Regions from separate parts of the Mus musculus genome. Here regions 2 and 3 are each linked to region 1. The links are chromatin loops, found by intact Hi-C in ENCODE. Cell type or tissue: left cerebral cortex. All regions are shown on one strand.

Region 1 (8,000 bases):
TACATTATCACACCCCAGCGTGGATGGAAGACAGCTCATGAATTAAATCTACGTTCATTTCTCTGTGTTTGTTCCTCTTTATCTTGTATCTTCCTTCTTGCTCCTCATGAGTTGACAAACTACTGGCTTGTTTTCTGGAGTTGGTATCTTCAGTTTGTCTTGCTTCTCCAATCTGAGCCAGCACACCCCAAATGGACCAAACTTGGGTTCATCTGGACCAACAAAATACTAACCAGCAGCTATAGGCATAATGGCAAGAGGTGAGCAGGGCTAGCTCCCAGAAGAATTGGCTCAGGAGGGTAGAAAGCAGGAGTACAGCCTGCTGTCTGCAGAGCTAAGGTGCAGAGATGTTACATGATCTACAGGTTCAGAAATTCACACAGAGTATCTATCACAAAGTGAACTGGGCCCCATGAGTGCCTCCTGGAATGGGCTGTCAAGAGAAGATTTCAATTACCACAGCAGAGAAAGTCTAGTAGCATCTTCTTTTCTCAGAGAAGTTTGACATTTCTCTCTGGGATCTTTTGCACTGGGGGTTCCTGGCCCTACTTTAGCTTGGCCAGCAACCCTATACTGCCAGCTTAATGTGTGACCTTTCTCCTGGGTTCTTCTGCGTAGGATTCTAGAGAGGTGTAGCTCTCTTTGTTAATCAGCCCTCTACTGCTGCAGTAAATACCTGACCAACTAACTGCTTGAAAGAAGGGAAGGTTAGTGTCGGCTCACAGTTTCAGCGGTCTCAGTTCATGGTCACTTTGTCCTGGCATTGCTAAGTGTTTGGTGGGGCTGAGCATCATTGTGAGGAGGGCCTGGTGCTGTACAGATGCTCATCTCATGATGTCTAGGAAGTAGAGAGGGGTAGAGAAGAAAGGGGCCTCCTCCCACCATCACACAGGTCCCTTAAATGGATACCCCTTTCTAGAGTTTCAAAGAACATGATGACAAAGGCTTTGAGGATCATTTCAGACCCAGAGCTGAACACTTCCCTAAAAATGAATGGTTAAAGGTCTGGAGGACACAGGAGCCCTTGACAAATGTCACCCATAAGGAGTGAAGCCTTTCTGGGGAAATGGAGACTCCTATTGACCAGGCTTTTGTACCCTTTAAAATATATATTTACTATATGAACATTGTACCCCATCAAAATGCTCAAAAATACGTCACCCTTTCATTCCTTGGATCTCTTGAATATCAGTTTCTTGAGAGAGTAAAGTTTACTTGGTTGTCAGCAATTAAACGGCCATATCTCCTTTAAAAATGATATATTTGGCCAGAATGGAAATACCAGAAGGAAAAGAAAAGAATAGAAACATGAAAGGGGGTGCTAAGACTCCCCGTGCTTTATTCTTTTGCTTTTGTTGTAAATATCTTTTTATCTTATCTCTGTGCTTCTTTGTGGGTTGCTTCTTTCCTGTTTGTTCTACTGTTGCCTAGCAACTCTGGGCCCAAAGAGTCAGCTTGATGCTCGGCTAGGCCATGCTAGAGGTAGAGGTTTGGGTTTTGAGAGCTAAATTCCTCCACTAATCAACTCCCTGCAGGGATTGGGCATCTTGCTTTATGAAGCTAAGCAAATGCGGATGGCTACCCTCCTCTGTCTTTCTCTAGAATGCTGGCGGTGGTGATGCCTACTTAGAAGAAAGCAGCTGAGCCTGGCGTTCTCAGCCAAGCCTCCGTCTCTGCCCCTGACCAGAAGGCTGCTCCAGGGAGCTCAGCTATCCCAAGATGGCAGAGCCCCACCAATGGAAGGCTCCAACTCATTACCATGTTAATTCATGGTAATTCATTGCCAGGCTAATTCCAATTCATTACCACGTTAATTCATGGTAATTCGTTACCAGGGTAATTCTATCAGTTACCTCTTCCCTATTCCCAGACAGGGTAGGTGATGCCGGAACACATGCAAAAATAGAACCATATACTGCATCCCTCAAAGGCTTAAATCAAGGCAGGTGTGCTCAACTGAAGAAATACCACTGAGGGTTGCTGAAAACATTCAGTGTCTTCATTTCTAGAGCTCCTTGAGTCATCTTGTATCTGAGGATGTCAGAGAGACGTGAAAGACACTAACCCTGTGCAAGCTCTGATGCTGAGGAAGAGTCTGTCCCTCCCAAAAGCTAGGGTTTTAGACAAGTGCCACTGTGTCCAACTTCCAGCTTCTGAGAGTCAGAAACTCTGAGCAGTAGACATGGACAAAGGGATGAGAGGAAGAGCATCTTCAGAAGGAAGGTGTGGGGACAGTCCCATTCTGTGGGCCTGTGGCCAAGAACACAGGTCACAGGTCAGGATCTGAGATGCAGAAGGGACGTGCCTCACAGGCACAAGTACGGAGACTATGGGTGGAGCAACTTGAAACTGTAAGCATGTCTACCATCTTGGGTTTGACTCAGTCCTGCATCCTGTGAAGAAGGCTATGTGCTAGGCCAGTAGGTTTCTTAGAGAAGAGTTTCGTGGGTAGAATGTCACTTGAAAAGACTGAGTAAGAAAGGAGCCAATACCCCTTTGTGTTTTCCCATTGGTCACCAGTGTCTTCGGGCAAATAGTTTCGGGAGGTTGGAAGTGGGGGGACAGGAGCAATCGAGTGAAAGGTATTTTCAGTGATGGATGGGCAAACTATTAGGTTACACAATTCCAGTAACTCATAAGAAGGAAAGAATAATCTCAAGTGGGCCCAGCTCCCCTGCCAAGCAGCGAGGAGCGCCAAAGGCCTCTATTCAGACGCCTGTGCCACATCTACCGGAGGATGGCTACACACAAAGCCGGCTGTTGTATCCAAAGGAAGGAGCATCCTGGGTGACCACACATTAGACCTAGGGAGGGCTGGCAGCAGCTAGGGGAGCCGATAGACCTAACAGAGCACCATTGTTCTCTGTCTCCTGGGGCTGGCCAAGAGGGCTTTAATTAAATGAAAATAAACACCATCTCAGTTCACCTGGGGAGGAGGGAGGGGCAGCTGAGCTTCCATCCCATGCCTTTCAGTTCATGGGGTAACTCTCTAATCACTGGAAATTTGTTCTCTCTCTCTCTCTCTCTCTCTCTCTCTCTCTCTCTCTCTCTCTCTCTGTGTGTGTGTGTGTGTGTGTGTGTGTGTGTGTGTGTGTGTGTGTGTGTCTGTGTGTCTGTGTGTCTGTGTGTTTCTTTTCTCTGGCATTATTAGAGTAGGAATCTAATTAAGGTGATTGCTTTATTAAACAAGTAGAAATGACTTTTGCACACTAAGCTATCCTTCCTTCAGTTCAAATGATGTATCCCCCTGAGAACTGGTCATCCCAGCAACCCCAGAGTCCAGACTTCTCAAGTTAGGGTCTTAACATCCTTATCAAGATCCATTTAGTAGATAACACTTAAGGGTTAGAAGAAGGCTTGGCTTTTTGACATTTTTTTAAAAATCCTTAATAAGAAACACATTTGAAAATCGGGTGTGGTGGCACACACCTGTAATCCTGGAACTTGAGAGGCTGAGGCAGAAGGTACAGCTAGCCTTAGAAACAGAGATATCCTGTCATTTATTTATAAAAGTGGGATTGATAAATAATGGCTTCTGAATCTTCCTTTCTGGTGAGGAGATGAATGGGAGGGGGAGTTATATGGCTATTATTTTTTCTTTTTTATCAAATCAGCAACAAGAGTACCAGACCCCAGCAGCAGTAATTGTTAGAAACAGCAGAAGCAGAATTGTGCCAACCCCGTGGCCTAGCGCAAATTGAAAATAAAACAGGCTGACTTTGAAAAAGACATTTTTATTAAAATCATGGGCTTGAAAGGATAATTGAACGGCAGATCCTTTGTGTTCCCATCTTTTTCTCCGCTTGAATAAAACTAAAGCCTCAGGCATAGGAGATGCTTGTCTGTTTCTGCCTAGCCTCCTGCCCAGTCACCAGCCTCCCCTTAGCGTGGGTATCTTACGGTCGCCTTGTGCTGGCGTTTCACTCAGTGTGGAGACTGAGAACTGAGCAGTGATTGGGACACATATAGTCACTTTCTCAGGCTTATCGACATTTCTTCATCAAGGCCCCGGCTTTACCAGGCTACTGCAGGCCTCACTCTCACCGTCCAGCTTCGTTCCTCCATACCTCTTCCTGCCCTGTTCTCCCTGCGTCCCTGCTGCCTCAGCCTTTGCTGAGTCAGGTCCAGTCACTGGCTGCTCCTCCTCTCTAAACTCATCACAGGCTTCCTGGATGCTGGCTTTCCATCCCTGCTCATCAGTTCCTGATTCCCCATGCCCATCCTGGCCCCCCAGCTTCTGAGCAAAACCCCTCCAGGTCCTGCCAGACTTCCCCTCCCCCAACACTGTCCTCTCCTGTTCTCCACAAACTGCAAGGGGTCCTGGCAGGTATTCCCAAGCTCTGAGCCCACACACAGGCATCCCCTACCGTATTGACTCTCTAAGCTTAGCCAGTAATGTCTCTGGGAGTGCTGATAACTTCCGCAGGCAACCGGGGCAGGGATGATCCATCTGGATCCATCCATTCAAGCCTTCAGTAAATGTGTTTTGGTCTTTTCCTCCGCAAGGGCCTCTGCCTATTTCTAGAGCGTACCGGTAGAGGGCGCTCCAGCACCAGCACAATCAGGCACGGGGTGTGAATCTGAGCCCTGCATTGCGCAGCAGGTTTCCAGTCTGTACACGCAGTCATCGTTCTGGCAGGTGCGCATGCGTGCAGTCGTGAGTTCCCATATTCTGATCAGAATCCTGGTCCCTGGTAAAGGATAGCCCCGAGGCTCAGCCTTTGCATTTTATGCTATTAGCCTCACTAAAGGCAAAGATAATTACTATGCAACTTCCTACTCCATTCACTTGATTCACAGGAGAGCAACTTTAGTTGGTGACACATATTTCTAAGCCCTTCAAAGGAGAGAAAAAGAATCTTACAGGATGCGATTTCAAAGTTCCTGCCGAGTTATTCCATTCTGTACACTTGAAGTAACTGAATCCATCTTTGGATGTAGAGTCTTGTGTCAGAAGATGAGCAAAAATAGCTTGTCTGTTGATGAGCTCCGCTCTTGAGAAATATATCACAGGCCCCGCACGGAGCTCACTGTTCCTTGAGAAATGTCTTGGCCTGGTTAATTAAAATGAAGACAGAGGCACAGTACAGCCAGTAGTGTCGGCTCAGGGGAAATACACTTTGGAAGTGGGTGTGTACTTTTTATGTTATGTTATGTTATTTTTGCTGTATTTATTTATTATGTATACAGCATTCTATTTGCATGTAAGCCTGCAGGCCAGAAGGGGGCACCAGATCTCATTATAGATGGTTATAAGCCACCATATGGGTACAGGACCCATGGAAGAGCAGCCAGTGCTCTTAACCTCTGAGCCATCTCTCCAGCCCCCACTGGCTATGTGCTCTTTATCACTGATTTCTTTGCTCATATCAAAGGCACTATTTACTGGGCACTGTGTGTGCCAGGCACGCTGCCAAACACCGTTGTGATCCCACTCACTCCTCAGAAGTGCCGCTTCGCTCGGGTTAGGTACATTTCAGAGACGAAAGCTCTAGGTTGGTGGGGGAGTGGCTATAGTCCTTCCTGTCTGTCAGCATGGCCCAGGATATCTACCTTAAGGGATGGTCATGAAAAAGAGGCTCATTGTGGGTCTGGAGTGTCTGGCCGGTGTGGTTAGTAAATATTTGTTTGTTTGTTTTTCCTCCCTACAACTCCAGGGCCTTTCAGTTGAACTCCACATTTGAAGGAAATTCCCACTTGCCTCAACCCAATGATATTTTTATGCATTAGGAGTTAAATTATCAGCTGTTAAATCAACTTATTGCCCAGTGAGCAAAATTAGAATGGAGGGCCACAGCTATTCAAAGATAGTGAGTAGCTGTGTAATGGTTTTCTTCTGGAAGGCTGTATGTCTATTAATCTGCTTTTTTTTTTGTTTTGTTTTGTTTTGTTTTGTTTTGTTTTGTTTTTTGTACTGGACAACAGACAGCCCTTAACTGCTGAGTGACACCATGAGGTGGAAAATGCAAAGAGAGCAAACACAGCCAAGATGCAGCTGGCAGTGATCAGAACAGTAAGAAGAAGGCAAGTGCCATATCTTATCAAAATTATCCTCTGATTCCTCTAAAGTAAAAGCAAATCCCAACTGGGAACAGGAGCAAGAGGCACCACCATATCATATGCTGGGTCATTTGTGAGAGCCTTACTGAAAGTCCCAAGGTAGCCACTCACCTGCCTGTGACAGAGAGGACAGAGCAAGAAAAGACTCAACCCAGAGAAGGAGATTCTCTTTAGGAAATGCCTACAAGAAAGAAGAGAAAATTCCTCCCCAGACACAAAACTCTGCCTTCCCAGTAACAAACGTGACATGAATTAAACTGGATTTACTGCCTTTTAAATTTTTAAAAACATACATTTAGCATGTATGCATGTGCATGCACAAACACATTACATGTGGAGGACAGAGGACAACTTTCAGAAATCTTTTCGCTCCTCCCATGTGTAGGAGCCGGGGATGGAACTCAGTAATCCATGCTTCACAGCAGACACCCACTCAGCCATTTTCACTGCCCCTCAAGTCATTTATTTTTGTCTATCTGCCCTTTTGGGGTCCCTGAATTCTTCTGTGGGAACCACCACATTTTAGGCTGGAGCCATGTCAATCCAAGTATTGGATCTGAAGCAGACGAGGCAGGCCAAAGAAATGTGTGTTCTGAACTTTTGTTGAAGTTGAACTTTTGTTGAAGGCCCTTTCCTTCTAGGTCCCAAACAAAAGGATGTGAGGCCACAGGAGTTAAAAGGATGGGCACAGAGGGAAACTGAGGACGGGTGAAGATTTGGCCTAGTGTCTAGTGGTGAGCTCCAGGATCCAGCCATGCCAGAAGAGAAAACCCTTATCCTAAACATTTTCCATGTATCCAGAACTATATTAATGTATTTATCACTTTGCCAACTCAATTTGAGATTAATTTGAGACAAATTTTTGTGCCCCTGTTTTTTTTTGGGGGGGGGGGGGAGGGGGTGCCCATTGGAAAGCATCCCAGAACCAATGCATCACTGATCTTAGGCAGGCTGTCTGCACTGAGGTCCCCTTAGCAAGTACCAGCACACAGACCTAAATTTCCTCCTCTAGCAAGCTGGACAGGTAATCTGAGTGGACCTTGCCAGCACCAACATCCATCACCAGTCCCTGGGCTTGAGTCTAGCTGGTGGAAGCCTAGACTGGCTTTTGGAGTTGTGAGAATTAAAAGATGGAATTGAACAGGTGTGATTTTTCTCACAGGCTTTAGTACAAATGAAATCATGTATTATAACAGCATTAGAAAGGAAGGTTCCTCTCTCTCTCTCTCTCTCTCTCTCTGTGTGTGTGTGTATATATATAATTTTTAAGATCACAAATGATAAGCATTTTTATTTTCTTTCCCTGGATTACATTTGCAACCTTTTCTGACCCAGAAGCCTGACCTACACAAATGTAAACCATTTTCCCCTTGGCTGTCATCTCTAGTTCCCATCATCATCAAACCTGTGTCACTCATAATCACCCCCCCCCCGACTTCCCTCCACATGCAGAAATAATATTCATTTGCTACGTTTTACAAGGTAGGATAAAACCACTGAATGGAGTCACGAAATGGAACCCAGAAAATATGTATTTGTGACTCATCACACCACCAGCTCCAAGCTAGCTAGGGTCTTCTAGTGACCTAGCTTTCCTGAAGCCTGGTCAGGTGATTTGGACCTCCCCCATCCCCTACCCTCACCCCATCCCTGGTAGGTTCTCAAGGTAGAATGACAAAGGTTGCTTTAAGACTAACCTAATCTGGGATGTCAGCAGAGTGGAGGGGGTGGGGAAGGGGTGGGGAAGCATAAAGCAAGGCTCCAAAATGGGTGTCTGAGAAAGAAATGTCTGGAGTTATCTAGGCAGGTGGGTGGTAGGTAGTCTTAACTGAGCCTCCTGGGCACACCCTAGACTTAGGGAGCATACGCATCAAGGAAGAATAGGGACCAAGACACTAGGGCACCAAAGAGCGTGAAACCACGCGGTGGAAATGGATTAG
Region 2 (8,000 bases), 280 kb after region 1:
TTCTGAAGGGCCGTGATCACATCAGCTCTTGCAAACAACCTTGGCCGGGGACTCTCGGAGTCTATGAATCTCACCAGCTCAGTCCATCTTCCTAATGTCTCCACTGACGGCAGCAGCTGGCGAACCCAGTTTCTCCATCAACCGTGTTGATATTTTAGCTTGCTGGTGAATACTTGCAGAAAAGCTACCCTCTAAGAAGGCCTGGGCTACACTGCTGTGCATCTAGGCATGCTCAGTGCGGGTGCTGGCTCTCACTCTCCCAAGGAACAGACAGACTCACAATGACAGTTCACACCTGCCTCCGGCTTGCTCCAGTACCAATGACAATTGCGGAGCAAGGGCCACCCATTTCACACCTATGTATGTTTGCTGCTGTCTTCTCCAGAGGAATGTGGAAGAAATGTGCAGTAAATTCAAAGACTGGGAAATTACATAATTATGTAGATTCATAACAAAATTGTGTGTAAATTTTAGCCTATTTTGACCATAAGGGAAATCACAGCTGCCCTGCAGAGATGTCTACAGATAAGGACTCTGGTGGGCCCAGAGTGTGGGAGTTTACCAAGGTAGAGGGAGTGATTGGATTCAACTATAAAGGCAGAAGAGAGTTTATGTTTTATGAATGTTGGTTAAACATGTATCTTTAGAATATCTTCATCTCCTCCAGACCAGCGCCATTCCCCAACACGTTTTAATTCTTCAGTCTTCAGTACAACGTGTCTGTGTCTGAAACAAATACCATGACAGGATACAAGCAGGAGCCAAACCTGAAACACATTCAGTAAGTGCCAGGTAGCTGCATATAAGAAGCATTCTGTATAGCATCTTGACTTGCTGTCATTTTCAGAAGGCTGGCACAAGCAACTCTGTGAGAGTAGGTCTCACCACGAAGCTGAAGCTGGTCTCAAACTTAGAGTTCTCCTGTTTTAGCTTCTCAAGGGTCACCAACAAGCACTGCTGTGCCAACATGCTAAACTCTTAATGGGAGAACGGATGCCATCTCACAGTTTTACAGGCACACACATGTGCACACACACGCACACACACACACACACACACACACACACGACTCACACCAAACCACAAATGATGTCCAAAGGAGGCAGATTTGGGGATGAGCCCTATTCCCTAGGCGGGTTTGTTGGGAATGCCCACTTTGGAGGATATTTCATTCTGTAGCTAATTTATTAGACTAAGAAATCTAAAGGAATGCAGTAGTAGTATGTGGTGCTCCTATAGGCACAGTGGTCGATTGCAATGAGTCTTACTCTTTAGCCACTTAATCAATTTTTTTCTTAGTTAAAATCCATAAGCGCACAGAAGGCAGCGGAAGATCCTAGGTACCCTGCTCCCTCACTCCCTGCCTTATTTCCTTGAGAAGCATCTCTTGCTGAACCCAAAGCTCTATAGGCATGTGTGGCCATACCTAGCCTTGGTTTTATTTATTTATTTTTTTAAATAGATGAGATCTAGGGATTCAAACTCAGGTTCCTATGGGCATTGATCAATCCCACCCACTGAGCCGTCTCCCCAGTCCACTAAACTATTCTTGGAACAGTTCTATGTGTACAGAAACACAGGACAGTGTACAAAGTAACCTGTTCTCCCACCAAAGATGTTCTCTGTTATTAGCAGATTGCGCTATTGTGTCAGCATTTTCTCCACCTGATGACCCAGGCTGCTGTGTGGTCAGTCACATCCCACTGCATGGGTGTGTGCCGTCTCATCCATTCTCTGGGGCTTAAGGAGCAAATGGTGTTATGTACCATGTTGTCTGTATCATATGGGAGAGTATTCCTGCCCTAAAAGTCACCATGATGACTTACAAAGAAAGACAACAGGATGCTTGAGTCTGCTTGCTTTTAACAAGATGTTAATATCTATTGTCAATTGGCTGAAAACACTCGAAACATAGTTACTTTGTGAGCCTCCATCCCTAGCATCCTCCTCATGCCTCCTAACATCAATTTCTCATCTGAAATTGGATACTTAGTGATGCTCTAATCTGAAATTGGATACTTAGTGATGCTCTATTCCAAACCAGACAATGAGAGAGCAGTAAAGGAAGGGAAAGATCTTTATTGCAGAGTGGAGATTATAAAAAGGAAAAAGACACCATTCTCCATGCCTTTCTTCATTTCAGCTTCTGCTTCTCTTTCTTTCATGAAATCTATTCAAGAGAGAAGGAAGGGCAGGTTAGATCACCATAGTATGCATCTGCACCCTGAGAAGGAAGGGCAGGTTAGACCACCACAGTGTGCATTAGCATCCCTGTGCTGGAGGCTCAGCCTGGGATGCTTGGGCACTGCTCAGAAAGTGATCTAAATGCTACAGGAGATTTGAACAGCTCCACATTGAGCAGCCTGCTTTGGACCAAAGACAGGATGAGAAACACCACAGGTAGATGAGGTAGCCTGATCAGGGGACAGAGACACAGCCACAGAATAGGAACTCATGTCTCAAAACAGGGAAGACCAGAGAAACTCCTTGCAGGGGCTCTAGCCAGGCATCAGTCTGTGAATGAGAGACAGAGGGGCCAATCAAAGCAGTGGCTGGCCAGAGGCTGTGACAGTCTGAGGAGATAGGGCTAGAGACCAAATTTCCACAAATCTATCCGCTCAGCCACCCATCAGTTAATCTGTGCAGTAAGCAAGAGTGTGTGGAACATTTAAGGAGGGTTGTAAAGATTAAAAAAAAAAAAAAAAGACACGATATTGACTTCCCCAAATATTTAAAGTCATAAGCCAGTGGAGAAGATGAATGTCGCCCTACTACGCACTGTAAATGAGATTCTAGATGCCTGACTACAGAGACAAGGGGGAATCAGCCCCTGAAAAGGGCAGTGCAGAGTGAGGTGCACTCAGGTGAACTGGACCGGACCTGGGGATGAACGTGAGACCCAGGATCTAGTGGGGATTGCACACTGTGTGAGACATCCATGTGAGGCAGAGGCAGAGGAAGGCAGGATGTCAATAAGGGGTGCAGACAGAGACCACACTGGGGTGGGGGGCTGCCCATATGCCATAGTCCTCAGGACCTCAGACTTCATTCTTCAGGTTAATAGGGTTCCCTGGAACTTGTATTAAGGGGACTTAGTGACTGAGTCTTTGAGGGCAACAAGAACTGCCAGGAAGAGTTGGGACACATTCAGCTAGAAAGGAAGAGGAGCCAAGAACATGGAGAGGGGCAAGGAAGGAAGGAAGCCTGAACTGATGTCTGTGGCATGCTAGTCACAGCCATGAGGGAGACAGGTGGGTCTCTAAGGAAGAACTTTGGTTTAAGCTTGGAGTGGAGTAGTCAGTGGAAGTGGGTGGCATGCTGTTGCATACTAAGTTCAACCTGGAGGGATGGATCGGATCGACCCCAGGCAAGCACATCAAAGCATAACCACTGCAAATCCTGGGAAGTCACTGTATGTGGTAGAGCATTGGTAAGAGATGCAGAGCAGGCAGGAATGAGAGCCAGGGGAAAGTGGAGAATGGGGTGTGGTCAGGTTTTGCCTCTGGGGCCCCCGTGCAGGTCCCCCACTCTTTTTGTGGAGTCTCGCTCCTTCTGTAGGTAAGCATGTTCTGGAGATCATAACAAGAAATTCTCACCAGTGAGTCTGAAACATGAACAATGAAATCACTCCCCAAAGGCCAACGTGCCTCAGGTGTTAGGGAACAGTGCCCCCACCTGGTTGGTGGTGGTAAGTACATGGCTCACACAGAGCTGTGGCTGGCTACTTGGCAAGAGTACATATAGTGCCACTCAGCACATGGCAAATGTATCTCAAGCATTGAAGTTTCGTATACAGATGTATCACAAGAAGAAAACAGACGCGTGGGAAGCAGGCATAAGAAGATAAATTCAAATCCCAACACTACCTCTATGAGCAGGGCCTCTCTGACCTCCTTGCTTCCCTTCTCTAAGAAACAAATGATTTAATACAATACAATACAATATGATACGGCATGGTATGGTATGATATGAAATGATATGATATGATATGATATGATATGATATGATATGGTATGGCAGGGATATGATATGGTATGGCAGGGATATGATATGATATGATATGTATGGTATGATATGATATGGTATGATATAATATGGTATGGTATGGTATGATATCATATGGCAGGTATATGATATGATATGGCAGGTATATGATATGATATGATACGATACAGTGTGATATAGTATGGTAGGGTATGCTATAATATGCTATGGTATGATATGGTATGATATGATATGATATGATATGGTATGGTAATGTGTGATACAATACAATAGGATATGATATGATGTGATGTGATTGACACAAGACAGTGGGTGCAAAGGCAATAAGCATATTTGTGAGTCATGCTCTCTCTAGGTGCAGAGAGGACATTTGATCAACAGTGGCTGAAGGAATCAACAGTGGCTGTGGAAAAATCGGGGCACTCATCTTTTTGTCATTGACTTATGGGCCAAAACCACCATCAGACCCGCCTCTGACACTGCTCTTAGGCACAAGCTAACAATCCCAATGCCAGCCACAGAGAAGCATAAAGGAAAACACCCCAGCTCAGATTCTTTCGGCCAGTCCATAATTGCCAAGACAGAACTGTCCTAACTACAAAGATAAAGAAGCAGACCCTTTGCAACACGGGAATTGGACCTTGGTTTTCCAAACTATGTATTTTAGAATCCCACCAACAACATCACGACTCTTTTACTAAGTACTAGATTTTACTCTCTACTCTAGTATTAAATCATTTCTGGCAACCTTAGAGAAGACTGGAATGGTATTTACTAGATTATAGACACACTTGCTCAGTTTCTAGTTTAATCCAGGGACTAAGGCAGGCTCATGATAAAACAGAGAAAATGGGATTCACATTTTTAGAATAGCAAGCTCACTAAGACCAACCATCCACCCATCCTACCCTGATTATTTAATGAAATCAATAGGGATATTTTTATAAGTAACCTTATATAGACATTCGGGATATCTTCACTAGTCATTGAACTAAAACAATAAGGATAACCAGTAAGACATCTGCAAAGAATCCATGGCTCAATGGGAAGAAAAAGAAACAAATAAAAAACCAAACCCACCAAACAAAAACATCCCAAATAGCCTTGCAGGTGCTGAGCCTCGATCTCAGGGTTGGATTTCTGTCAGAGTCAGTGGTGCAGGTTTAGAAAGAGATCAGCAGAGCCTGGAGCACACTGGGGCTGCCTCCTCAGTAGAACAAGAGTATGGCCGTTACTAGTTTCATTTTATGACCCTAGGCAACACTGTGGGCTGTTTCAAAACCTGCCCTGCTAAAGGTCACATGAGGCCAGAGATGTAACTGGGACACTAGTGACAATCGGTGGACAGGCCGAGGCTGCTGCACTTGGTCTCCAGGCTGTGCTGCATCTGAAGACATGTGTTCTGGGTGATTCATTTCTCCACAGATGTTAGATGATCCCACTCTGTTGCAACACATACATCCATGCACAGTCGGTGGAATCATATCATTAATAAGCAAAGCACGCTCATCTACTGAAAATTCTGTTCTCAAACCCCTCCCCTCTCCAGATGCTTGACAGGGCACAGGGCAGGTCTTTGCATGTATGTAAAGAGTACAATGAGTTTCTTTCTTCAAAATGACGAGTTTCTTGATCTCAGCAAGAAGTTGGTTTTTATTTTTAGATTAAAAAGAAAATCTGCCACTTGCGTCTTTCATCCACAGTGGATTTTTTTTTCTCTCTCCATTTTAGTAAAATGTCAGCTGACTTCTTTCAAATCATAAGTTGTTAAAATTAATTATGCCACGCTTAGCTGCCTTTCTGGAAAACGTCTCTCAAAAAAACCCAAAGTGAAAGATCCCAGCTCAAAAGAAACACAGTGAGCAGAGATGTGCCCTGTGTCATGGACTGAAAGCAGGGCCCCTGGATGAAGGTGACAGGAATCTCCCTGGATCCGCTCTCAACAAGCCTATGAGTGTGATTGCATGTGTGTATGCGCACCACGAGTGTGTCTGGTGCCCTCAGAGACCAGAAGACGGTACTGGATCCCCTGGAACTGGAGTTACAGACGGCTGTAAATTACCATTCAAGTGCTGGAAACTGAACCTGGGCATCACTGGGAGCTCAGGGGTGGGGTGGGTATGGGAAGGACAAAGCTAGAGGTGTGCACAGAGTTGAAGCAGTAAGGCTGCTGTGAGCTATGCTGGGGCGCTCAGATCGTGTCTGAAAGCAGGCGGTGCTGTTTACACTCTAACACGTGCGGAGAGCTGTAGACAGGGCTCAGTGGTTAAAAGTGCTTGCTGCTCTTGCAGAAGACCAAAGTTCAGTTCCCATCACATGAGGGCCCCAGGCATGCACAGGTTGCCCACATTTACACACCGGCAAACACTCATACACATAAAATCAATCAATGTTTTCTTTAAAGATGTAAAGTACACGGATGCCGAGGCTTCGGTAGTAATGTGTGTGTGCTGTAAACGTCGGTGCCCGGAATCCACACCTGTAACTGCATTTTAAATATAATTTAAAATTGTTAAGATTTATTCATTCTATTTATGAATGTCTGCACGTGTGTGTGTGTGTGTGTGTGTGTGTGTGTGTGTGTGTGTGTGTGTGTGTGTACCAAGTGTGCTTGGTGCCCATGGAGGTCAGAAGAGGGTGCTAGATCCCCTGGAACTGAAATTACACATGGCTGTGAGTTCTGTGGAACCATGTGGGTTCTGAGAATCAAACCCAGATCTTCTGGGAGAGCACAAGTCCTCTTAACTGCTGAGCCGTCACTCCAGCTCCTGCAATTGTATCTTAAGTTTCCTTTTAAGTGTCTCCCTCGTGGAGTCCCTTTGGAGTTTTCAGAATACTTATTCTGCTTTCTCTCATCCTGGCACCGGAGAGTGTGTAGAGTGGTGAGACTCCACCGTACTGGGTGACGGCTTAGTAGATCAGGGCTCAGTCTACCATTCCCCCAAAGCACTGGGGGAGAGTGTACAATACATTACTCTGATTTGCTCAGTGTCTGGAGTTTGCACAGCTCTGATTTAGCCCACAAGGACAGCAGACTGGGCAGGCAGTGTGGGATAAGGTCCCAAGGCCAGAATGCATTCAGTCCATTAGTATCGAGGGAAGGAAATGGCAGGCTGATATTAGATAAATCTGTCAATACAACAAACGACCCCGCACTCCACAGATGCCAGGAGACAAGGAAGGACAGAGGAGGTTCACTGATGCTCCCATGATCCATAAGTTGAGAAAACGAAGTTGGTAGCAACGGCATCAACCAAGAAAGGAAGCCAGCAGAATTTCCAGATCTCACAGTCCAGCCACAGCCAATGACCCTAGCAGACAGTTGACATAAGGACCCAGATCATGGGAGTGTGTGGCCCATTTGAAGATAGGCTACACATCAATGACAGTGATGATCAAGGAAGAGGAAGCGATGACAGAGTAATCGATAGAGGGAAGAAAGAACTGGGCTGAGAGAGTATAAGTGGCCACCAGTGTTGAGATGACAAGGAAAAGTCAAAAAGGATTTCATAAAAATATTACGGAGCCTCCTGGGAAAGATGGAGGGAGGGCAACACTGGGGTAGAGAGGCTGGGAAGACCAGGAGATATTCTCTTTGTGGCTTGGAAAAGTGGAGAAACTTGGTCATATCAGTAACAGCAGATGCCATGAGGGGAAGATGGGAGCTCACAAGATGGATGCACAGCAAGATGGATGGAGGAGGTAGGAGGTAATAGAAGATGGAGTGGGTACTAAAGGGTCTGGAAAGGATACCATGGCACTTGTTCTAAGTCTCTTCTGCTTCTAAATAGTCATACATGTCCCTTACCTCCAGGATGTCACTCAAAGCCAGAATTTACTCTTGCTCTGCGATGGAGGTTCAGGAACCTTCTATGGGCGGGAGGCTGTCCCCTCCTCATGATTTCTAAGGATGGAAGGGAGAAGCAGACTCTGTCAGGCATAAATGGATGAGACCAAGGCAAACACAACCTGAGCCCTCGCTGCCCACAGAACAC
Region 3 (8,000 bases), 250 kb after region 1:
TGGGGGGTTATAGTTAATAAACCACCACATCATATAACACTCACCTGTTGTTCCATGTTCCATCCTTGCCCTCTGCATCCATCTGGGCATTCCTAGGGTGGTGTTCCCAAGTCTTCCAGTAGGCTCTGCCCACTCTCATACTATCATTCTCTCTCATATTCTCTCTCTCATATTCTCTCTCATATTCTCTCTCTCATATTCTCTCTCTCTCTCTCTCTCTCTCTCTCTCTCTCTCTCTCTCTCTCTCTCTCTCTCTCTCCCTTCTTCTCCTCCATTCTTTTCTCCCCAGCCCATTACAGATGCCCCCTCATGGCACCGCCCACCACACCTCTCCATTTGGATGCTCTATGTACATCTCAGCCCCATGTGGCCAGCCCTGACTTCCTTTCTTCCTCTCCAACCTGCCTTGTGCTCCCCGCCTCAGAAACTGAGGTCTGCCTCCTCCTTGTTGCCATTCCTCCTCGTCTCCATGGAGTCAGCCATCAGATGCTCACAGTTCTTCTCCCCAGGTGGTATAGTTCCACTCAGAAGTATCTTCCATGGGTCCCTGTATCCGAGCACTCAGCATTCCCAGCTGACGGTGATGTTTCTGGAGATTGTGGAACCCTAGTGACATGGAGACTAGTGGAGAGACCTAGCTCACTAGAGGCCAACTTTCAGAGGTCATACCTTTCTGTGGTCAGAACCTTCTCACTGATTCCTGGGAAGAGGTCAGCTCAGGAACTTTGGAAAATTCCACCAGCCCCCTCCCTCCTGGAAGAGAAAGGTCATAGAACACATAGGCACCCCTCCCCTCTGGAAGGGAGGGGCTAATTACATTCCTCAGACCAGGGGGGGGGGTGTGGGGTAGGGGTGGGGGGACAATCAGCCACCTGCCATTAGGGAAGGCCCAGAGCACACAGACACATTCTAGGACCATTGGCCACCTACAGACAAGGAACGTCCTTGCCACCCCATTCCCAAAAGACCAATCAGTTTAAAGGTCACACTGTTCTGCCAATCACATTGTGCCTCATGGCTGCTACTCTGAGAGGTGTATAAAAACTCGCTGATCTTTCAATCCTTTGTGTGCAGGGTGATGCCAACATGCTGGAACAATAAAAATTCCTCTTGCTTTTGCATCGGTTCCCAGCTCCCCGTTGTTCACTTGGGGATGGGTCTTGCCAGAGTTAAGGCTTGCCAGAGTCTTACACTGGTGTACACCATGCGATACATTCCCACCACAGCTCCCACCCCTGTGAATTCTGCCACTCTTTCCCTATCATGATGGACTGAAGCTAGTCAGAAACCATGAGCCAAACTGAATCCTTCCTCCCTTAAGTGGTTCTGTAACGTATTTGGTCACAGCGATGAGAGACGCAAGTAACACCAGGCCTCTGTCCATTCCCACGGTCACTGCTCTAAGCCACAGTCCTGACATCTTTCTCCCAGATTACTGCATCAACCTTATGACTGCTCTTTCCCACAGCCTCCCCTTCCCACAATCCCAGAGCCAGGGATTTTTGATATGCAAATCTGATCATGTCATTTCCACACTTAAAATATTTTAATGGCTCCTCGCTGCCTAGAGTAACGTTCAAATTCTTTACCCCAAATTATAAGGTCATTCATAATGGAACATGGATGAAAGATTTATATCACTGCTCCCTGTGAGCCGACTTGCTGTCCTCTCCATACTCAGGCAAATTCTAAAGCAGGTCACCTGACCTAAGCTATGCAGCTGCTCAGGGCTCCGAGGGGCCTTGGAAGTAGAAGCTGAGAACATCTGATCTAACAAGTTGCTGAAGAACGAAGAGACAGGGCTCCGATCCCCTACTTCCAAATACAGTGGGACCTGACCCTTGGCTTTAGCTGCCCAGTAATTCCAGACAGCATTGCCACGTGGGTCCATGGCCTTGGAACATGGCCACAGAGAGACATCACTCTGGTTGGTGCCCACAGCTACCAAAGACAAATCAAAGCCATTGCTTGAAGAGCTTGTATAATTGCTTCAGATGTAGGTGAAGGCACAGGTGTGATTTCAAACTGTTCATAAACACAGCTTGTGTATCTAGACCCTACCCTTTCCTTTGGATAAAATAAACACAAGTTCCCTTTCTCAGGCATATATGATACCCACATTTAGATACCCTCTTTCTTCTTAATCTACCAGTTCTTATTCTGTATGTGCTTCATTAGTAGAGAAACTGAAGCCAGAGAGCTTAAGTAACAAGTACACACCAGGAGTTAGTGGAAGGGGCAGGGAAAGAAACTTGGGCTTCCCTGGTACTAAGCCTCAGCAAGTAACCACTGTATGACTAAGGCTCTTTAGAAAGGAAGCAGGTTGGGGGCTGGCTCAGTGGCTAAGTGCACTAGCTGCTTTTCCACAGGACCTGGGTTCAGTTCCCAGCACCCATATGACAACACATGACAATCTGAAATCCCAGTTCCAAAAGAATCCAGTCTGTGATTACTACACACATGGGGTACACAGGCATACATGCAGGCAAATACACATACACACAAAATAGATAAGTCCAATGAGAAAGGAAGCAGGTGTCTCAGGCAGGACTTTATGGAAGCGGAGTTTGAGTCAGAAATTCAGGCCCACATAATGGAGTAACTTTCGGGGACCTAGACTTGAGATGGGATTCCAACCAAAGGAATGTAACTGGGTAATGAATATGGAAAGCGGCTTTCTTGATTAGCTGATATTACGTAAGACTGTCATAGTGAACTGGGAAGAAGTGATTCTCCTGCTGGCCTGGAAGCAACAGCCAGCTGCTGCTGCTGCTGCTGCTCCTGCTCCTGCTCCTGCTCCTGCTCCTCCTTTTCCTTCTTCTTCTTCTCTTCTTCTTCCTCCTCCTCCTCCTTCTTCTTTTTTCATTTTTTTTCATTGGATATTTTCTTTATTTACATTTTAAATGTTATTCCCTTTCCCCATTCCACCCCCACCCCCCACCCCGTGGAAACCCCCTATCCCATCCTCCCTCCCCCTGCTTCTATGAGGGTGTTACTCCACCCACCCACTCCCACCTCCCCACCCTCGGTTCCCCTACACTGGGTCATCTATTGAGCCTTCATAGGACCAAGGACCTCTCCTCCTATTGATGACAAGGCCATCCTCTGCAACGTATGCAGCTGGAGCCATGTGTATGCCTTTGTTGATGGCTTAGTCCCTGGGAGCTCTTAGGGGACTGGTTGGTTGATATTGTTGTTCTTCCGGTGGGGTTGCAAACCTCTTCCAACTCCTTCGGTCCTTTCTCTTTTTTTTTTTTTTTTTTTTCGGTCCTTTCTCTAACTCCTCTATTGGGGACCCCGCGCTCAGTCCAGTGGTTGGCTGCGAGCATCTGGCTCTGTATTTGTACGGCTCTGGCAGGGCCTCTCAGGAGACAGCCATATCAGACTCCTTTCAGCATAACAGCCAGCTTCTTAAGGCCTCTGGAGAGGGTTCCATTGTGGTTAAGGAGGTATGGCATGCTCTTAGGGAGCGCCCTCTGCTGGCAGGAAGCAGTAAAATAGAAACCTCAGCCATTACAGGCACTAGGTCAGTACAGAGCAGGATGAAGGAGAGACAACTAGGGGGCAGGGTCTTCCTCTATCCACCCCTAGATTACAGTTCTGTGAAACCCTGTCTACCCATCCTTCGAAAGCGTAAGGCGACGGCTATGTAGCTTTTAGTCTACCAAGCCTATTAAGTTTGTTATTCTCAAGGGAAAATTAGCACGGGGTGACACCGAACACTGGGTTAGATCTGTGAATCGCGGGCTAATGAACATGTATGTATACTTAAATATATTCCAGAAACCCAAGGGCTATTATTATACCTGTAGGAAAAGGAATTAGAAAACTATTGTCTAGCATGGCACAATGAGTCTGCTGAGAATAACCTGTAATTAACTGCAGCCGAGTTCATTCTGGGATTCCTTACAAGGCTCCCCACACACACCATTTCCAGCCGGCGTGGACACCAGCATTCAGCTCAGAACAAGCTGCAACCACACTTTGGCTCTCTAATTTGTTAATAAAATCATCTATCTCCCATCTCCAATGATTGTGCTACTGTTTTATAGCATAATTATTCTGGCCCTGGATTTTAGTGGTAGGAAACGGCCCATGGCTTTTTTTTTTTGGATTGGTGTTGCATGTTCTATTGTGAGATTGTTAGTTGAGGCCAAGGGGAAGACAGTGGAGGCTTGGGGAAAACCAGTGTTTCAGAGCTCACAGATATCTAGAGGCAAGAGGGAGTGTCTTGAGGCAGACTCACATGGAGAAGCTACCCTAGGAGAATGGGATAAGGGGAAAGCTTGGCCGAAGCCTGCATTCTGACTTCCATGGATAAGGAAGGCAGGGCAGCAGGAAAATGTGTGACTGGCTAGCTGGATCACTGCACCAGCTCTGGACTGGAGGAGTGGCCCCCAGCTGCTCCTGGCACTAGGCTGGATCAGACAGGAATACCGTCCCCAGGTCCTATGTGCAGACAGGGAAGGTCACTCTGGGTGAAGCCGGTACATAGCAGAGATACAGCTGTACTCTGTGTCTTCTTTAAGAATGGGCAAGCCCTGACAGGACCACTGCCTCCCCAGACCCAGCAGAGGAGCATCACCACTTTCACAAACTTGAAAATGGCCTGTTGTTCAAAGGAAACACATTGCAAGCTCCCAGTTCAAACAAAGGTGGGCTGGCTGCATTTTAAATGCCTTCATCTCATTTCTCACTTAAAAAAAAAAATCCATAAAAACGACACTGGAGACAGTGGTCTGTGGTGGAGGTCTGGCCTGGCATGCACAGAGCCCTGGGTTCAACCCCCAGTAACACACACACACACACACACACACACACACACACATTTTAAATAAAATCTATAAAGATAATCAGATGTACATAGCATGAGTCTGAGGTCAGCTTGAAGATAAAATTCCTAAACTGTGTGAGGGAGCTCAGACAAACACACTGTGTCATCTAAAGGTGCAAAACCAAAATTAAATAATTTCGATTCTTTACAATTCCCACCTGCCAGTTAGTTGAGTTTGCTCCCTCCCTCTCCCCTCCCCCTCCCCTCCCCCTCCCCTCCCTCCCTCTCCCCTCCCTCTGTCCTCCCCCCTCCTCCCCCTTCTTTCTTCCTCTCTCCCACTCTGGGAAAAACAAACTAAGAAGCTGGCAAAAGGCAGACAGTTCTCCTGAAGGAGTTAGGTGATAGGTTTGAGCCCAGTACTCTCCCAGCAAGCCGCTGGGAGCCACAGACCTCTGACCACTGGGAGCCACAGACCTCTGGCTGCTGACTGTCACTCCCTGGAGCACAGGGAAGCACAGAGGCTGCTGTGGTCTGGGGTCTCCCCACCCAAGAGCAGAAGGAGTTGAAGGCTGGTAGTCCTACCTGCAGAGGAAGGCACAGCACTCGCTAAAAATTAACATCCTGACCCTCTAGCCAGCTCAGTTAGGGAAAACCAAAGGACTGTTGGAACAGGAAAGGAGCCAAGTTAGTTCTTCAGTAATGAGACGTCATCATTGCCACTGGTGTTGAGTGCCGGCCTACAGCAGGGCTGGTCTTCAGAGCATCCTCAGATGGAATATTACAGAATGGCTTCTACTGTGTAGTCAAGGGCAAAGTGCAGGGGCTGGTTTTCTGCCTCTGGTTAGTGTAGCTTATTAGAATTTGTCTAAAAACCTCTGTAAATCTATCTATCATCTACCTATCTATCTATCTATCTATCTATAATATATAATAAATTAATATAGTAAAATCACTCAATATATTAATTATTATATATAATATAAATATAATATGTATTAATCTATGCATCATCTACATATCTGTCTTACATATCTGTCATCTACCCATCCCTCATCTGTCTATTATCTATCTATCCTGTGTGTGTGTTGGCTTACAGGTGATTCCACTAGGCTCCTCTTAGGTACCTGTGCCATCACCTGCACGGGCCAGTTTCAGGTGTTCTACAAAAGGACAGCTTGCCACCCCAGTTCTGTCACTATCTGTTCCCACATGTTTCCAGCCGGTCTCTCTCTCTCCCCCTTTCTGTCCTTCTCTCTGCCCCCGCTTCTCTGCCCTCATGGCTCTGCTCATCTGTCACCCCTGTCCCTTCTCCACACCCTCACTCCCCTCTCTTCCCCCAAATAAACCTCCTTTATACCAGATCTGCTGCATGCTGTGATTTCTCAGGGGACACCTTGACATGAGCCCACCAGGTAGCCCCCATGCCCCATTGTATTATATTTTATAACTGTGTTTATCATTATTTTTACCTATCTTCCTACGGTCTCTCACCTACCTATTCTTCACCCATCTACTATTTACATCCACCTATATGTCTATGAAATCCATCTATCTACCAGCCTGTCATTTTTTATACTACTTGTTTACAACAAATATCTGGAATCTACCAGCCCCAAGGGAAACAGAGAGGGCAAACTCTGTCCCAATATGTCTGAAAATGCTTAACCTCCAAGAGCGGCACTGTCTTCATTTTTTTTTAAGCGAGCAAGAGCCCCCACCTCCCCAAACCACAGACATCCACCGGCCTGGGCCCTCCCTCACCAGCTCCTGCCTAGAGATAGGATGCAAATGAGGTGAATAATTAGCTTTAGTAATTGGAAACGTGAGGGAAGACACCCAAAACCTCTCCCAGAAATACCACTTACATTCTGAGGAGCAGAAAAATTCGTTCACAAATTACTTCCCACCTATTCTATCAGCATTTCATTTCTGACCCATTTATTTATTTATTTATTTATTTATTTATGCCACACGCCATATCCTGCTGTCCCCTGATTGCTTACCTGGCAACGACTTTCTTTGATGAAGACAAAGCTTTTCCTTGCCCCTCCTTATGCTCCCATTAGCATAAATATCACCCCCTTCAGTGTCTCCTTTCACCAAGAGCTGCTGTTCTGCCTACCTTGTTGATTTGCAGATTTCTCTTCTGTGTGTGAGCACACAGCACCGTCTTTCCTGCAGGGTCTAGTCCTGTCTGTCCAGGTATCCCTAGTATCCTGCACAGAGCCTGCTTTTACGCTTGTCCATTCACTGCCAAGGAATCCAGTCAGCTGGCCTATATTATTCCAAACACTCCAACCTCAGTTCACAGCCTGCTTCCTTCCCTCTGACTAAAAGCCCAAGATCCTAGGTCAGGGTCACCACACAGGACAGGCCCAATGTGGGGAAACCACAGTACTGCAAACACAATAGAAACTTGACTGCGAAGTCAATCCAGTTATTTGGTACAAGCTACATCTTCCCTAAACTCATGGCTTTATCTATAAACGCGTTTGTCTACTCTCTGTCTCAACTGCTGTGTTAAATGCTAGGCAGAGGGCTCTGTCTGTCAGTGTCCGATGCAGAACTGTGGGAACCTGAGCTCAGACCACCGCCCCTCCCCCACCCCTGACCATATTAAAAAGCCTGCTGCAAGGTCCGTCTGATGCCACACAGCATGGGTGGGTGGAAGACATTCAGAGGCCTGTCAGCCTCATGGCCTACTCACCTCAGCAGCTACGGTGATGTGTAAGTATATGGTGTGATTAGAGAGAAAGAGAAGCCGAACTGGAGACTTGAGGGTGGGGAGCCCAATGTGAGTAGCCTGAGTCCTGTAGCAGCAGGGGTCTGTGTCAATGTCCATGTTATCACCAAAGGCCATGCAGACGTCCCCTGTATGGGCTGCTGCCTGGGACCCAAGGGCTGTGCAGAGCTGACCCTGCCTCTTTCTGGTTGTGGCACTTTGGATGGGCTACTGGAGCAGAGCTGGAGAGCTTGTCCCTGTGGTGTGAATTCAGGTTAGCGGGTGGGCTGACCAACTCAGCTAGCGTCCAGGCCCAGGTCCAGGGCTTGGAGTTGACACCACAACGCCTACCCCATGTATGAACTGCTGGAGCTCATAAAGAGGCCGGTCCTACAGATCCAAAGCTGATAACTGAGAGGAACCCCAGAGAGGCTCCAGTACCAATAGTGCCTCGAACCAGACCAATGACTCATTCCATAAACACTGGCAAGTAAAGATGCTTAG

Evidence for each region. A loop is a pair of places that touch in the nucleus more often than their neighbours do. Peaks named below come from ENCODE experiments on the same cell type or tissue, not always from the same donor. Only the 100,000 strongest peaks of a DNase experiment are listed, where the experiment ranks them.
Region 2: it touches region 1 in a loop (9-fold over the local background); 26 of 42 quality-filtered maps call a loop at or near these places.
Region 3: a loop joins it to region 1, with 7 times the contacts of the local background. A loop is called at or near these places in 29 of 42 quality-filtered maps.

What each region holds. Positions count from the first base shown.
Region 1 is chr1:88,702,565-88,710,564 of GRCm38, reverse strand. No RefSeq gene overlaps it. Among named protein-coding and RNA genes, the nearest start is that of Arl4c, 4.4 kb to the right of the region's middle. In left cerebral cortex, CTCF peaks have their summits at 4,527 (motif pointing right) and 5,220 (motif pointing right); DNase peaks (open chromatin) are centred at 2,719, 3,946, 4,563, 5,228 and 1 more place; H3K4me3 peaks cover 801 bases; H3K27ac peaks cover 1,046 bases.
Region 2 is chr1:88,420,492-88,428,491 of GRCm38, reverse strand. It overlaps Spp2 (secreted phosphoprotein 2), which reads right to left. Exons shown (of 8, transcript NM_029269.3): 7 at 7,814-7,909; 8 at 2,054-2,170. The coding sequence ends at 7,824. Among named protein-coding and RNA genes, the nearest start is that of Spp2, 17 kb to the right of the region's middle. In left cerebral cortex, a CTCF peak has its summit at 3,682 (motif pointing left); DNase peaks (open chromatin) are centred at 332, 3,669 and 5,408.
Region 3 is chr1:88,452,361-88,460,360 of GRCm38, reverse strand. The region is part of intron 1 of Gm29538 (predicted gene 29538); the gene reads left to right. It overlaps Gm28888 (a long non-coding RNA gene), which reads right to left and starts at 186. Exons shown (of 3, transcript XR_387232.2): 1 at 45-186. In left cerebral cortex, a CTCF peak has its summit at 3,494 (motif pointing left); a DNase peak (open chromatin) is centred at 3,474.